2 separate regions of the Homo sapiens genome follow, and region 1 is linked to region 2. A link is an interaction called in ENCODE POLR2A ChIA-PET data of the cell type or tissue named here. Cell type or tissue: Panc1. All regions are shown on one strand. Each heading gives the region's core, and the rest is flanking DNA. Links, peaks and the distances in the headings are about the cores only.

What was found. Peaks named below come from ENCODE experiments on the same cell type or tissue, not always from the same donor. Only the 100,000 strongest peaks of a DNase experiment are listed, where the experiment ranks them.
Region 1: POLR2A ChIA-PET joins it to region 2 with 10 read pairs; 8 of 35 experiments call an interaction of 5 or more read pairs at or near these places.

Annotation. Positions count from the first base shown.
Region 1 is chr1:229,457,467-229,460,394 of GRCh38, forward strand. It overlaps NUP133 (nucleoporin 133), which reads right to left. Exons shown (of 26, transcript NM_018230.3): 21 at 695-830. Among named protein-coding and RNA genes, the nearest start is that of ACTA1, 25 kb to the left of the region's middle. In Panc1, for the core only: no CTCF peak of the experiment used is centred there; no DNase peak of the experiment used is centred there.
Region 2 is chr1:229,337,293-229,340,220 of GRCh38, forward strand. All of the region lies in intron 2 of CCSAP (centriole, cilia and spindle associated protein), which reads right to left. Among named protein-coding and RNA genes, the nearest start is that of CCSAP, 4.3 kb to the right of the region's middle. In Panc1, for the core only: no CTCF peak of the experiment used is centred there; no DNase peak of the experiment used is centred there; H3K27ac peaks cover 935 bases.

The DNA of each region.
Region 1 (2,928 bases), core at 187-2,686, 120 kb after region 2:
TTGCACATAACCCACATACATCCTCCCATATACCTTAAATCACCTCTAGATTATAATACCTCATACAACGTAAATGCTAAGTAAATAGCTGTTATACTGTATTGGTTTTTTAAAATTTGCATTATTTTGTTTTAATTTTGCATTATTTTTGTTGTTTTAATTTTTTTGTTAATTCTCTTGTTGTAATTTTAATTGTTGTTGAATATTTTTAATTCTTTTTTCCCCAAATATTTTTGATGTTTGGTCGAATCTGCAGATGTGGAATCCAAGAATATGAAGGGCCAACTGTACTATATGTAATCGTTTTCATCTACAATATACACAAAATAGTTCAGAATTATTGCACCTATACCACACTACCTACAACAAACCCACTGTGTAAAGGTCAAGATTGCTTTGTAGTTCTTTTTGCCCTTGGAATATTTATCACTAAAGGTACATAATCAGACCTCTCCAATCAAAATCATTTGAGTCTATTCTTTAGGAATTCTTATTTAAAATACAAACTACTTTTCTCTAAAAAAATTCCAAGTATATAATTGAGTAACTACACATGGACATTAACTAAATGCATTCCTCTTAGAGACAGGTCCTGTTTCTAAGAGATAGATCCTGCTAACTGATGACAGGAACACATCATGAGTTAATTGATGGCATGACCAATTTGTAAATCCTTTTGCTCAAATTCTTTCACCTTCAATTTTTTCTTGTAGCATATCCTCTGAAAAGTCTGAAGCTAATGCAGCCAATTTACTCAAGCCAAGAAGGGTTTTCTTCTTTGCAAAGTAACGAGTTTCCATATTTGCCAAACCCAGAAGTGTTGCATGAGCCTACAATAAAATATGCAAACCATCGTAAGATACTGAGTACCAATTCAAGCTGAAACAAAGGTAAGTAAACCCCAAACTTGTTTTTCTCCCCTAAGCCGTATCAATGAATGAGAAGTCAACAGTTAGCAAACCTAAAAACTGAGCAGTACGTAACATTGAGAGTAATTACACAGCAAAATATCAACCATCCTCACTAAATATTGGGAAAAGAGACATGCACAAAACATTTGCTCTAAAACTTACATATTCACCTGAACATCCTGTCAAGAACAAATTTTAAAATTAATTTGTATGTTTTTACTCATAATTTGAATATTACAACAATATACTCATTGCAAAAAGGCCAATGACTGTTACAGACACATCATTAAAATTTTTGTGATTTTAATGTGATGTCAAATCATGATGGACTACATTTTTTTTTTTTTTTTTTTGAGAGAGCCTCACTTTGTCACCCAGGCTGGAGTGCAATGATATAGTCTCAGCTCACTCAACCTTCGCCTCCCGGGTTCAAGTGATTCTCCTGCCTCAGGCTCCTGAGTAGCTGGGATTACAGGCATGAGCCACAGGCACCCAGCCTGGACTACATATTTTTATTGAGATATTAGAATGGCAATACCATCACAAATTAAGAATGTTTTATGCAAATTATGTGGGAAAATAGGAGTACACATTCTAAATAATCCATAAGAAATGCTTTTAAATTTAAAAAAATTATTGTATACTAATGAATTATAATTGTATATATTTATGGATACACAGTAATAATATATGTATGTGATGTGGAATGATTAAATCAAGCTAATTAACATGCCCATCACCTCAAATACCTATCACTGTGGTGAGAACATTTCAAATTTGTTCTCTTGGAAATTCTAAAATGTACAATACACTATTATTAACTTTAGCCATCATATTGTGCAATGTATATAAAAAATGTTCCTGGCTGGGTGCAGTGGCTCATGCCCGTAATCCCAGAACGTTGGGAGGCTGATGTGGGTGGATTGCTTGAGCCCAGGAATTCAAGACCAGCCTGGGCAACACAGTGAGACCCTGTCTCTAAAAAAACAAAAATAAAAATAATCTTCTTCCTTCTAACTGAAACTTGTACCCTTTGACCAACTTCTCCGGCCCATCTCCCCTTTTAAATTGGGTTATTTGTCTTCTTGCAATTGAGCTGAGTTCCTTATATGTATGTATATATGTATATGTGTATGTGTGTACCTGTGTGTGTGTGCGTATAACATCCCCTCACCCTTCTGACAGCCACCATTCTTCTGCTTCCATGAGTTCAATTGTTTTGGATTCCACATATGAGTTATTTGTCTGTGTCTGGCTTATTTGGTTTAGTGTAATGTTCTCCAGCTTCATCAATGCTGTTGCAAATGAGAGAATTTCCTTCTTTCTTAAGGCTATTACTGCATTGTGTATTCTATATACAACATCTTCTTTATCATTTACACTGATTGATGGACACTTAGGTGGATTCCATAACTTGGCTACTGTGAAAATGCTGCAATGAACATGGGAGTGCAGGTACCTTTTCAACATACTGACTTCAACTCCTCTGGATATATACTCACAAGCGGGATTGCCAGATCATATGGTATTTCTATTTTTAACTTTTTCAGGAACCTCCATACAGTTTCCCATAATGGTTGTACTAACTTACATCCCCACCAAGAGTGCATCAGGGTTCCCTTTTCTCCATGTCTTCTCCAGCACTTGTTACCTTCACCTTTTTGGTAACAGCCATTCGAACAAATGTACGGTGATGTCTCATTGTGATATAAATTTGCATTTCCCTAATGATGAGTGATGCAGAACATTTTTTTCACACATCTATTGGTCATCTGCATGTCTTTTTTTGAGAAATGTCTATTCAGGTCTTTTGCCATTCATTCATTCACTTATTTTGAGACAAGGCCTCACTCTGTTGCCTAGGCTGGAGTGCAATGGTGCAATCTCAGCTCACTGCAGCCTCAACCTCCAGAGCTCAAGTGATCCTCCTGCCTCAGCCTCTCAAGTAGCTGGGACTACAGGTGTGTGTCACCACACCTGGCTAATGTTTTTGTTATTTATGTTTCCTAGGCTGGTC
Region 2 (2,928 bases), core at 328-2,827:
ACACAAAGCAGGTGTCAGAATGGCATGGTCCTTCTCAACACTATGACCTGAAGCTAGGATTCAGTGTTATCATAATGCCTCAAATGCTGAGGTTTCCAATCTAGACTAATCTACCTTGCCAAAATATCAATCCTGGATATAATAAAGGCATTTTCAGATATGCAAGGTTACAAAATTTCTAATTCCCACGCAATATTTTACAGGATCTATAGAGGATGTGTTCCATCAAAAGGAAGGAACAGGCCAAGCAAAAGGAAGACTTGAGATGTGCAAGGCAGGGGATCACACAAAGGAGGGAAATAATAAAGAAAGCCCAGTTCAGCAGCTGTGCCAAGGCTGGACAGCATAAAATCTAGACTGGAACAAGATCAAAGGCTCAAAAAAAAATATATATATATATATATATACACATACATATATATATATGTATATATATATGTGTGTGTGCGTGTCTCCAAGGGAAAAAAAAAATCAGATGAATAGAATACCTAATATGTCTGACAAATGGCAAGTTTCATAGTACTATCAGGCCATTTCAGGCATTAGTGATAGCTAAAATAAATAAGAAATAAGAAACTGTGATAGGCAGTGATAGGTAGCTTATTTTTTAATAAACCTATTACTGGAGTAGAAGCAAAAAACAAAAACAAAATAAGCAAACAAAAAAGTGGAACAATTATCAATTTCAGGAAAACCATAAATTTTAACAAAAAAATGTAATCAGAATATATTACATGGCTCACCTGCAAATATCTACACAGCCATAATTCAAACACAGAACAGAGATTAAACAAAGCAATCATATAGTTAATATTGTGGGGATATGGAGAAGAGGAAATGGGTGTTGGTATGTGTCTGGGGGTAGAATAGGGAAGGCAGAGCTAAGATCCTGAGCTAAATCTTCATCTCCCATAATGGGAAGTCAGTAGATAATGTTCACAATCAAAAAGCCAACAGATAAGATTAAATAAAAAGAGGGTGGCCAATGCTGAAAGGAAAGCGAAACTGAGTGAAAGGAGCAAGGGGCATGGGTGGGAAATGGGGCAGGATCATGTTTTTTTCATTTTAAGCAAAATGTTTTAAATTACTGCACATGTAAACTTTGCTAAAAATAAAATCTAACCTAAAAAGAAAACGTGACTATGAAGTAAGGAATCGGAGACAGTCTAGACCACTCTTCATAGCATATTGGCTATGGGAGGAAAAGAATCTCACGGTTCACAAGCACTTCCACCCCCAAACCCCAACACACACACACACACACACACACACACACACACACAGAATTTCCTAACAGCTTTTTAGTATCCATCCCTTAAATAAGAATGAGAAACGAAGGATCATTAGACATTTGAGAAAAGTGCCTAACATGAAAATAGAGAATTACCAGCAAAAAGAAACAAAGAGGCAGAAGTGAAAGATTGTGCTGAAGAAACACAGAAAGAGAAGAAAACAAACGAAAAATTCTAATATATATCCTCAGTAAGATAAAACCCTACATGCATCAATCAGGAACCAGATACTGTGTTGTAAAAAGAAATAAAAAGGGACGGAAAGGAGGGAGGTAAGGGAGGGAATAAATGGCAGCCCAGAAAACAATTCAAGAGCTCTTACATTTAAAAGAAAAATAGGATCCCTCAAATGGAAAATGTAATAAGAGATTTAGAAGATACAGCTGAGAGTATCACCCAGAAAACAAAACAATAAAAGATGAAAATCTGTCAAGAAAAAACTTAGAAAATTAGAGGATAAAATGATAAAGTCTAATATCCAACTAAGGACTTCAGAAAAAAAAGAAATGGGAAAAAAAAAAAAAACAGAAATAAGAAAATAATTCCAGAAAACTTCCGGGAATTAAAAACATGAGTTTGTCTATAAAGACCTGCCAAGTGCCCAGCAAAGCAAAGGAAAACAGATCTAGATCAAGGAAAAATGTCAGAACATAAAGGCCAAAGAGAAGACCGTGAAAGCTTCCTGAGGGCAACACATTACCTACAAAAGATCAAGATCAAGAATCATAACGAGGCAGGCTGTAACATCAGCAGTCATAACACATAAGGAGGAATGCCCCCAGAGTTTCTACGGACAACTGTTCCAACCTAGAATTCCATGCCCAGCCACACTCACCAAATTGTAAGGGTAGAATAAAGCTATCTCTTGGCATTCAAAGAAAGCTAACCTCTGAACCATCCTTTCTTGGGAATCTACTAGAAGATGTGCTCCACCAAGAAGGGGTAAACCAAGAAAGAAAATGACATGAAAGGCACACGACAGAGACTCAAACCCAAGAGAGAAGCCAAGAAAGGTCCTAGGAGGATGGCCAAGGGCCCTCCCAAGATGCCAGCCAGGCAGCAGCCCACAGGAGCAGCAGCCAGCCCAGACAGAAGTAGGTCAGGGGCCCTGGGAGAGGCATCTTAAGATGACAAGAGTGATAGTGAACCTGATGTGTTGGTTGTATTGTGAAAGAAAAAAGGGAATCATGGGAAATAGTATGGGTCAGCTTTGAGTAACTTTTTCCATGGGCACAATACGGTACATACTAATTATGAATCCAACAAACTCTATGAGGACTGTATTGTGCAGGTGTGGAGATGGGCCGTGTGTGTGTGGGTGAGGAGAGCAGTAAAAAAGAATTAAAGTCAATAGATAATGTTAAAAACTGAAAAAAAACAATCACATGTCAATAAAAGCCATGTTACTTGGAGATACAGAAATAAATACCAAAGGAAAAACCAGGGTGTTATGTATGGCATAGGGCTGATGTGCTTTTGTAATAAGTCAGACAGAACTACGTGATTCTATGTGCATCTATGGCTTCAGGGAAAGTAAAAAATTTTATATTTTATAGAAACTCAAAAGAGTGCTCATTGCACTAGTATTTAAAACCATCCACTTAAAAACCAGGATATTTAATCTTGTGCAAGCAAC